Regions from separate parts of the Homo sapiens genome. Here region 1 is linked to region 2. A link is an interaction called in ENCODE POLR2A ChIA-PET data of the cell type or tissue named here. Cell type or tissue: GM12878. All regions are shown on one strand. Each heading gives the region's core, and the rest is flanking DNA. Links, peaks and the distances in the headings are about the cores only.

Region 1 (5,598 bases), core at 752-4,751, 240 kb after region 2:
TTGGCCTCCCAAAGTGCTGGGATTATAGGCGTGAGCCTCTGCACCCGGCCAAAAACAGATTCTTATTGCACTTATGCAAATAACTGTCTTGCCATAAGTTAAGAATATTCACAAATAGCTTCTAATTTCTGAAGAAATCAGGTAGAGAGAAACAAATATGCTCCAAATTTTTTCATAGGAGTATATTAAATTGTTAAAAGCTGTCAGTAGCTCAAAAGAAGTTTTAAGACTCTCAAACACAAAACAAATGTTCAGCAAACATTTTAAGCAAAAAGTTATAAAGATTAGTTCAGTCCATGCAGTTAATTTCTGTTCTGCCTGATACTCATGAACATTTTAGCTCTCCATGAGTCCTAAAGTTTTTCTTCTATTCTGATGTCACACTCTCCAAAGTTATCAGAAACCTGCATTCAAGAACAACTGTTAGAGTTCCATAGCTGACTATAGAACCATCTTCCAAAGAGGACCAAAACAAGACAACAATTGTTCGTAGATGACAAAAGGTTTTAGGGCAGCCATAGTCAAAGACAAAATTGACAAGGAAATTTACCTCTGTGGCATACAATAATTTAACATAACAATTATAATTATTACTGATAATGTACACTAAGTTATATCAGAATTATAGGAGTTTCCCATAATATTGGAACACATATTAATAACATAATTATAGAAATACAGCCTAAAGAAAATGAGACACCATTTCATATTTGACAATGCTACCTGTATCATTTTTATACCAAATAAACCAAATTATGTCATTTTTGGACTTTAGGGAACCTAATCTCTCAAAGGATTAATTACATCAGAAAAAGACCTAATTTACAATTTGATTTTAGAAAGCTTGTTGAGTATCAAAGGTTTAAAACACTTGATATCACAAAATAGGATCACAGGTCATTGTCAAATAAGTCATTCATTTAACCAAAGTGATAACTCAATGTTTTTTTTTTTTAAAACCTTCATTCTTTGAGAGGCAACTTAATTTTCCAAGCAAGAAGACTTAAGAAAAACAGCAATAAGCTAATTAAATTTGTTTTTCAAAATTTTATAAGTGATCTAGAAAATTTTAATGTTGACCGTAAGATAGAGCTTCCATAAGCCTTTTATAAACTTTATAGGCTTTCTTTTTTTTTTTTTTTTTGAGACGGAGTCTGGCTCTGTCTCCCAGGCTGGAGTGCAGTGGCGCGATCTCGGCTCATTGCAAGCTCCACCTCCTGGGTTCATGCCATTCTTCTGCCTCAGCCTCCCGAGTGGCGGGGACTGCAGGCGCCCGCCACTACGCCCGGCTAATTTTTTGTATTTTTAATAGAGACGGGCTTTCACCATGTTAGCCAGGATGGTCTTGATCTCCTGATCTCATGATCCGCCTGCCTCGGCCTCCCAAAGTGCTGGGATTACAGGCGTGAGCTACCGCACCCAGCCTATAGCCTTTCTTAAGGAGTCAGTTAATGCTTCAAGAGGCAGGAGAGTCTCTTTTAATCTGACACAGGGGCCCATGTGCTAGTCTTTCATCAGCACATTCAAGTGCCTTTGACGTTAGTGATTAATATATAGAGAAATTGAACTTTATCTTTCAAAATCAGCCCTTAGAATCTCACGTGCCCACCTCTTCCATGATAGTCCCTGGGCCTTAAGGAGTTGAACGGCTTTAATTTTTGGCCCTGTGTCTCAGAAATGCAGTTTATTTTGACCGGCATCTTCTATGGAGCCTGATGAGGCTTTAATTGCTGTCAGTGTTTAAGATTTAGCAGGACTTGGTGTCCTTTTTGACCCAGGAGTCAAAGCCCTGTAACTCAAGGTCACAAGGACTTTAGAAGTACACACAAGAAGACACATGGATATAGTAACCTCAATTAAAAAAATTTTTGGGCTGGTCGTGGTGGCTCATGCCTATAATCCCAGCACTTTGGGAGCCCAAGGCAGGTGGATCACTTGAGGTCAGGAGTTCGAGACCAGCCTAACCAACATCATGAAATCCCGTCTCTACTAAAAATACAAAGATTAGCTGGGTATGGTGGCGTGCGCCTGTAATCCCAGCTACTCAGGAGGCTGAGGCAGGAGAATCGCTTGAACCCGGGAGGCAGAGGTTGCCTTGAGCTGAACATCCCTCCTTCTTAAACAATTAGTCATTTTATTTTAGGACTAAATTTACCATTCAATATTTTTTTTTTTTAGTAAGTGCTTTTTTTTTTTTTTTTTGAGATGGAGCCTTGCTCTGTTGCCCAGGCTGGAGTACAGTGGTGAAATCTCGGCTCACTGCAATCTCCACCTCATGGATTCAAGCAATTATCCTGTCTCAGCCTCCTGAGTAGCTGGGACTACAAGCGCATGCTGCCATGCCTGGCTAATTTTTGTATTTTTAGTAGAGATGGGGTTTCACCATGTTGGTCAGGCTGGTCCAGAACTCTTTACTTCAGGTGATCCACCCACCTTGGCCACCCAAAGTGCTGGGATTACAGGCATAAGCCACTGCTCGCAGCCACCATACAAGATTCTTTCTCGTATAACATTATTTCTCTTTAAGCTTTCTTACCATAAAAAACCTTTTTTTTTTCTGTCTTTACATCTCTTTTTATTTCCTGGTTTCTTTTACCTTGTTTTATTCACAACCTTAAAATAATCTTTGAATTAGACAAAACTTTTTCACCTTTTTTAAGAAAGTTCACACTTTTTAAAATCAAGAATGTTTTCCTATATTATATATTTTATTGGAAAATACCCAAATAATGAAATATCTATTAATTTAACTTTATATTATAAATTAAGACAAATTTGTCTGCCAGTATTTATCCCATTACATTTACCTAATTTTTTTATTTTAATGGTTTACCTAGATTATGAAAACCACAAGTCATGATTTTTTTTTTTTTTTTGAGATGTAATTTCGCTCTTGTTGCCCAGGCACCTGTAATCTACTGTAATCTCCAGTAGCTGGGATTACAGGCACATGCCACCACAGCTGGCTAATTTTGTATTTTTGGTAGAGACGGGGTTTCTCTATGGTGGTCAGGCTGGTCTTGAACTCTTGACCTCAGGTGATTTGCCTGCCTCATTCTCCCAAAGTGCTGGGATTATAGGCGTGAGCTACTGCACCCAGGCCCAAAAGTCATGATTTAAAGTTATGAAACCGCTGGGCGTGGTGGCTCATGCCTGTAATCCAGCACTTTGGGAGGCCGAAGTGGGCAGATCACCGGAGGTAAGGAGTTCAAGACCAGCCTGGCCAACATGGTGAAACCCCATATCTCCTAAAAATACAAAAATTAGCTGGGTGTGGTGGCGGATGCCTGTAATGCCAGCTACTAGGGAGGCTGAGGCAAGAGAATCCCTTGAACCAGGGAGGCAGAGGTTGCAGTGAGCCGAGATTGTGCCACTGCACTCCAGCCTGGGTGACAGAGTGAGACGCCATCTCCAAAAATAAAATTAAAAAATAAATAAAGTTATGAAACTGCCATTGCAAAATTATAACTGAGACAGTGAGGAAGATATGACCTAACTGACTCCATCTTGCTTCTAAACTCCAAGCTGTCGTTGTTCATTCCTGGACTTTGGGAGAAATTTAGTTTATAGTTTAGCTTTGAAACAAAGATGGTAACAGTCCTTTCCCAAAACAAACCTACCTACCATCTGTGGATTAGACTGCCTAAAGCCACAAAATTAGAGGTTATGGTAATTTTACTAAATAATTCAAGATATAACTACATTCATTAAACCAATATCAACATCTTATTTGTTAAAGGTTACACAAGCAAGATCATTCTGTCTTGGGCTGCGTTTATAGTTTTGTTACCCCTATGCCAAATTTTGACACCTTATAATATTTGGCAGGGATGAGTATGAAATTGCTTCATTAATACATGCAAAGAAAAATGTAGGCGGGCAATTCTTAAGATGTTTCTAATATTACCTTACCATTAATTTTAAAGCAAGCTTATTTATTAAAGATTTTACTTAAGTTACATAAACTTGAAAGAGCATTTCACTAGTCTTTTGTAGTATATGATTTAAGCGCTTTTCATTGTTTTAAGCCAATTAATTAGCACTCTTTTATATATTTTTAGTAGTGAAACACTGTGTACACAACACATAAATACACAGACATATTAGGCATGCTTTAGAACTACATTTTACAGATTTATGAAAACCTTTTTTTCCCCTATATTAGACTTTCAGATTCTTGATGACCTATTTCATAACCCTGGGCAGTTTTCAGCTAAATAGCCTTAAATTTGCATATTAAAGGAAACAACTTAGGTGAAAGTCAAATAGCAAAATTTACATTATAAGGTCGGAGAGAAAACGTTTGGTGTGCTAGAGGGAAATTAAAACAGATTTAATTGCCAATTAAGCATAAAATCGTAGAAATTATAAAGGCCTTTTAAATATATATACACACACACATAGACACACACATAAACAAATATCCTATAGCTTTTACTTCAGAACTTTTAGCCATGAGATAAACACAAATTCACCACCCTGCAAAAAGAACTTGTTGGATGCAGTGGTTTTTATCTTAATAGAAAAATAACAGCAGATTTAGAGCAGGCAGAAAAGAAAAAAATCGAGAAAAAGAGCACTTAGGAACTCTATAATTTGCAGGTCGATCTTAGGGCTCTTTTTCCTTAATGTAAATGTGCACAAAGACCATATTATTTCCATTTTACATAAACTTTGGCAAGTAGATGTGCCATACAACCTATGGAGTGCTGGAAAGGGGGTCATTCTCTTTGTTTCCTCCTCATTCTTATATTGTTTCCCAATTTTTTTTTCTCTCTTAATAGGAGGAACTGAGCTGTGGCCCAGGTTTTTTGATTGCTATGTGCTGCTTGTGGGCAGGATGCTACAGTGTGTCATCGCTGAGTCGTTTCCACCCTCTTACATGTCTCAGTTTCTCTCTCCAGAGGTTTATGACCCCAGAAAAGGCTCAAAAGGCTGGGCGATCAGCCCTTATATGCGTTTCCTGGATGAGCCATTTTTAAAATTAATTTTTGTTGGGGATTTCCCTCCAGGGCCGCTGCACGTCGCAAGGGGTTAACCCCCCCAGAGACTCCCATGAGGCCCCCAGTCACCTAGGGGCGCTTTCAGCTGGGAGGAGTAAATGCCTTTTCTCTTCAGAGCTGAGAAAACTGTCATTAACGTATGAAAACAACAGTTCACTTCTTCACGCAAATGCACACAGACAAACCGAATTAAGTTTAAATTTGGGAGAAAAAGCAATAGAGAAGACCCTTTAGAATGCATCTCTGAACAAGAATTAGGATCCTTAAACAACAACTTCAGACTGGAACAAAGCAACAACAACAAAAAAACCAACAATATGATCACTGAGCGCTCTAATGGTAAGGAGAAATTAAGACCAGCTGGTTGTTAATCTTAACTTTATCCAAGACAAACCCCAATTCAGTTACCTATCTAGGGATGGGTCTCAGGCCGAAGGCTGCTTTCTACCATCCTAGAAGCAGGAAAAAAACAAAAAACAAACTCATCTTCCCTGTTAGAAGTGAGCTCAGACTCCATAGGAGTTACCTGCATTCCATTGTCATGGAAGCAGGAGAAAAGTTGCCTTCCTTGTGTTGGAAGCAAGTAAAACTCTAG
Region 2 (5,598 bases), core at 1,022-5,021:
TCACTTGAACCCAGGAGGCAGAGGTTGCGTTTGGCAAGATTGTGCCATTGCACTCTAGCCTGGGCAGCAAGAGCAAAACTCTGTCTCAAAAAAAAAGGGGCCGGGCGCAGTAGCTCACGCCTGTAATCCCAGCACAAGGCGGGCAGATCACGAGGTCAAGAGTTCGAGACCAGCCTGGCCAATATGGTGAAACCCCGTCTTTACTAAAAATACAAAAATTAGCTGGGCATGGTGGCACGCGCCTGCAGTCCCAGCTACTCAGGAGGTTGAGGGAGGAGAATCGCCTGAACCCAGGAGGCAGAGGTTGCAGTGAGCCGCACCACTACACTCCAGCCTGGGTGACAGAGCAAGTCTCCGTCTCAAAAAAAAAAAAATACGTAAAAGAAGAACCTACAGGCCAGGCACAGTAGCTCATGGCTGTAATCCCGGCACTGTGGAAGACTAAGAAGGGAGGATCACTTGAGCCTAGTAGTTCAAGACCAGCCTGGGCAATATAGTGAAACCTCATCTCTACAAAAAATATAAAAATTAGCTGGGCACGGTGGTGCACACCTATAGTCCCAGGTGTTTAGGAGACTGAAGTGGGAGGATTGCTGGAGCCCAGGTCTTCGAGGCTGTAGTGTGTCATGATTGTGCCATTCTACTCCAGCCTAGACAACAGAGCAAAACCTTGTCTCTTTTTTTTTTTCCCCTCAAATTCTTTTTACCAAGGACCCTGTCTAAAAACAAACAGGCCAGGTGTGGTGGCTCACACCCGTAATCCCAGGACTTTGGGAGACCGAGGCGGGCCAATCACCTGAGGTCAGGAGTTCGAGGCCAGCCTGGCCAACATGGTGAAATCCCATCAATACTAAAAATACAAAAATTAGCTGGGCATGGTGGCAGGTGCCTGTAATCCCAGCTACTTGAGAGGCTGAGGCAGGAGAATTGCTTGAACCTGGGAGGCAGAGGTTGCAGTGAGCCGAGATGGTGCCACTGCACTCCAGTCTGGGCGACAGAGCAAGACTCCATCTCAAAAATAAATAATAATTTTTAAAAAACAAAAAAACAGAAGTGAGCAAATAAGAATATAAGAACAACCACTTTATTGAGCATCCACTACTTACCATAGTCTTTATATTCATGTTGTCTGATATCCACAGCAGAAACTTTTGGATTTGGTGGACATGAAGATCATTGGTGACCAATGTGGAGAGCTCCTTCAGTGGAATGGTTAATCCTGAGCCAGATGACCTGAATTCAGGAATGAACAGGAGATGAAGACATGGAGAATCAGAGGAAGGACTTCTCAAGGATACAGTAAAGGCCAGGGACAGTGGCTCATGCCTGTAATCCCAGCACTTTGGGAGGCCAAGGCAGGCAGATCACTTGAACCCAGGGGTTCTCAAGATCAGCCTGGGCAACATGGTGAAATCCCATCTCTACAAAAAATACAAAAATTAGCTGGGTATGGTAGCATGCACCTGTGTTCTCAGCTACTTGGGAAGCTGAGGTGGGAGGATCACCTGAGCCTGGGAGGCCAAGGCTGCAGTGAGCTGTGATCGCACCCACCACTACAAAGCCTAGGCAACTGAGTGAGACCCTGTCTCAAAAAAAAAAAAAAAAGTAAGAGGAAGAAAAGTTATGGGTTAATAGTGACTTGATGCAGATGGAGGGAGAGTTTTTCACTATGTGGGAAATGCGAGCATGACCACGTGCTAAGCAGCGGGGAAGGGTCCAGTGGAAGAGACAGGAGATATGAAAGTGGAGAAAATGATGGAGGGAAGCTGGGCGCGGTGGCTCAAGCTTGTAATCCCAGCACTTTGGGAGGCCAAGACGGGTGGATCACTTGAGATTAGGAGTTTAAGATCTGCCTGGCCAACATGGTGAAACCCCATCTCTAGTAAAAATACAAAAAATTAACTGGGCATGGTGGTGCACGCCTGTAATCTCAGCTACTTTGGAGGCTGAGGCATGAGAATCCCTTGAACTTGGATGGTGAAGGTTGCAGTGGGTCAAGATCATGCCACTGCACTCCAGCCTGGGTGACAGAGCGAGACTCTTGTCTCAAAAAAAAAAGAAAAAGAAAAAGAAAAAAAATAATGGGATAATTGTGGGGGGGATCATGGATCATACATTTAGCTAACATTTACTTAGCATATACTATGTCCTAGTCCTTTCACTGGGCACAAAAATGGACCAGCCTTGGCCGGGCACGGTGGCTCACACCTGCAATCCCAGCACTTTGGGAGCCAAGGTGGGAAGATCACTTGAGGTTAGGAGTTTGAGACGAGACTGGCCAACATGGTGGAACCCCATCTCTACTAAAAATAGAAAAATTAGGCACTCATTCTCTTTCCTGCCACCCTGTGAAGAGGTGCCTTCCACCTTGATTGTAAGTTTGCTGAGGCTTCCCCAGCCATGTGGAACTGAGTGACTCCATCTGCAGCTTTTATTAGAAATCAAGGGAAGCCACCAGAAGACGGAGCACTGAATGAGCTCTGCGGAGCTGAATCATCTAACCTGACCTCCAATTTAGAAGAAAGCCCCTCTGTGCGCACCTGCTAACCTGCCTGTCATCACCCTCACAGCTGTGCTGGGTCAGTGTCACAGACTCACCCATTCCAGAGTTACCATCTGATATGTGTAGGCTCATATGAAAAGTATGCTGTAATGTGAGGAAATAAATCCGACGGAAAAACAAAAATCAAAACAAACAAACAAAAAATACAAAAATTAGCCGGGTGTGATGGCAGGCACCTGTAATCCCAGCTACTCAGGAGAAGTGCTTGAACCCAGGAGGTGCAGGTTGCAATGAGCCAAGATTGTTCACTGCACTCCAGTCTGAGTGACAGAGTGAGATTTCATCACAAAAATTTAAAAAAAAAAAAAGGACCAGCCTTGTTCTCTGCCTTCAAGGTTCACAGTCCAGAGGGGCTAATGTAGAACAGGCAGAATGCATACCTATGTGTGTGTGCAGGGTTGGCCTTGTGTGGCGACAGAGGAGGCTGAAACAGATGAAGAGCTAGAAAGTGAGAATGGCTGTCTAGGAAGGAGAAGGGAGCATCCCTTTCTGGACAACTAGGCAGGAGGGAGGGAAAGGTTAAGTTCTCAGCACCCCTCACTGAACGTTTTAGCATTTGGCAGGGGTTTCTAGACCCTAAGAGGAATGTGGCCAGGTAGAAGAGATGAAGAAATAAATGCCTGCTGTCCAAGTCTCTGAGTTTGTCCCGGAGCTACCCCAGTGACTTATTTGCTGGCACTTCCTGCTTACTGTAGGCTAGGCTGTCTGAATGAGAATGAAGAACAGAGTTCAGGTTCCCAGAGGACCCATATACGAAGCAGGGCGATAAGGGGGCCTGAACAAGATCTTGACTTTATGCGTGGACCTTCTAGTGACATTGTAATGAGCGCACATTTAAGGAACATATTTAAGTTCCTTCTAATCCCCTATTAGGGCCGAATCATTCCTAAACTCTGGCCAGCTCTGAAACCAACTTCACAAGACCTGACTCATTTCCCCCAAGTAGTGAAAGTCCCTACACAGGTAGCTACTGGAAATGGCCCTGGGCCTGTGCACTGAGGCATTATTCTCCCTCTCAGGCCCCTCAAATCCTGTGGTCCCATTCAAGTGGCTGCTGAGAGCCAGCAAGGCTGGCACCAGGCCCTGGGGACTGCATTATGCAGTCAGCTACCTCATCTTTTGGGATCTGAGCTCCAATCCCCAATCCCACCAGAGTGACTTGGTCCTCAGAACCATTTATTGCTTTTTTCCTGATTATGCACCAAAGCAAAATTCTTAATTTCTTAAATATATGTTATTTATTTTTTGAGACAGAGTCTTACTCTATCATCTAGGCTAGAGTGCAGTGGCATGATCACGGCTCACTGCAGTGTTGACTTCCCAGGCTCAAACAATCCTCCCACCTCAGCCTCCCAAGTAGCTGGGACTACAACTGTCCACCACCGTGCTCAGCTAATTTTGTTTATTTTTTGTAGAGACGAGGTCTTACTATATTTGCCCAGGTGATCTCAAACTCCTGGGCTCAAGCGATCCTCCCACCTTGGCCTCCCAAAAGTGCTGCAGTTATAGGCATGAGCCACCAAGCTGGCCATGCTTACTTTTTTGAGTTGTTTGGGGATTAAATGAAACAATGGATGTAAAGTGCCTGGTGGTACATAGAGATTTAATGAGTGGTAATGATTATTATTTATATTCAAAATAGGCTGCTGCAAGCTAGGTTGAAATAGGAAAACTGTTCCCTCTTCTCCTACCCCTTCAAGTGAAACTACTACAAACTGCCACCCATCCCTGACAGAGACAGAACTCCAGAATAGAGGAGGAGGACTCTGCACAGGGTTGCAGTCTCTTTCTCTCTCATGCATGCGCACATATACACTCATGCACCCATGCAAGCACACTTACACCTGTACATGCACACACATGATTATGTAGAGCTACAGCTGTTGGCATAGAAGCTATAGTTATATCAGGGTAGGAATCAGTTCTATTATGGCAGTTACAAAGATCAATGCTGCAGTGAAGTGGTGGAAAGGAGGCTGCAGCCAACTGAAACCAATGGACTGGGACTGGAAAGTCGGGGGTGGGGGGAAGAGGAGGAAGTGGTGTGGGCTAGGGCAGGCAGGCAAGGGAATAACCGCTGACGGAAGCAGACAGCCTGTCATATGGCGGTGCGGATTTCCCCTGTCAACTGCATTTCCTAATTTTACGGTCTTCTGTTGCACATGTCACCCACAGAGGCTGCTCTGTGCTAAAAGTGGGTAGAAGTGATTGATTTATTCATTCGACTGACCAATATTTAATGATATCTACCATGTGCCAGGAGTTTTTTGGAAAAATAGACTGTTGTTGGGAAGGGAGTTAAAGGAAGCTGGAGAATGGTAGTCTGAGCAGAGGAATTGATATGTGCCAAGTTGTGGAGGAATGAAGCAGGATGTTACATTCCAGGAACTACATGTGGTTTGATAAGAAGGGAGCATAGGCTGGGTGGGAGGATCACATGAGGCCAGGGCAGCATACTGAGACCCTGTCTCTACAAAAATAGAGGTGTTGTGCACCTGTAGTCCTAGCTACAATGGAGGCTGAGGTGGGAGGATCACTGAAGCCCAGGAGTTTGAGGTTACAGTTAGCTATGATTGTGCCACTGCACTCCAGCCTGGATGACAAAGCAAGACCCTGTCTCTAAAAAAAAAAAAAAAAAAAAAAAAAAAGTATTACAAATTTAAATATATATACTTCAAAATACAAGTAGGAGAAAGAAAAAGAAAACATATATATAAGGCAATTTGATAATATATATGAAAATGTTAAATGTCCATCCCTTCTGATTCAGCAATTGTAAGGAACTTAGTTTTAGGAAATAATAGAAAAGGGACAAGGCTGTTTACTGTGTTGTTTAGATTACCCAAATCAGCTGAGCGTGGTGGCTCACGCCTGTAATCCCAGCACTTTGGGAGGCCAAGATTGGAGGATTGCTTGGGGCCAGCAGTTTGAGACCAGCCCGGGCAACATAGCGAGACCCTGTCTCTATTTTTAAAATATATTTTTAATATAAAAAAATTAAAACATATTACGTAAATATTTGTAGGAAGGGAATA

The links. Peaks named below come from ENCODE experiments on the same cell type or tissue, not always from the same donor. Only the 100,000 strongest peaks of a DNase experiment are listed, where the experiment ranks them.
Region 1: POLR2A ChIA-PET joins it to region 2 with 6 read pairs; 11 of 35 experiments call an interaction of 5 or more read pairs at or near these places.

What each region holds. Positions count from the first base shown.
Region 1 is chr1:45,305,858-45,311,455 of GRCh38, reverse strand. No RefSeq gene overlaps it. Among named protein-coding and RNA genes, the nearest start is that of LINC01144, 4.7 kb to the right of the region's middle. RefSeq lists an enhancer at 4,864-5,043. In GM12878, for the core only: no CTCF peak of the experiment used is centred there; no DNase peak of the experiment used is centred there; H3K4me3 peaks cover 177 bases; H3K27ac peaks cover 593 bases.
Region 2 is chr1:45,543,063-45,548,660 of GRCh38, reverse strand. No RefSeq gene overlaps it. Among named protein-coding and RNA genes, the nearest start is that of AKR1A1, 5.0 kb to the left of the region's middle. RefSeq lists enhancers at 2,775-2,954, 4,751-4,800, 4,821-4,970 and a silencer at 3,645-3,694. In GM12878, for the core only: no CTCF peak of the experiment used is centred there; DNase peaks (open chromatin) are centred at 3,480 and 4,680; H3K4me3 peaks cover 1,512 bases; H3K27ac peaks cover 3,074 bases.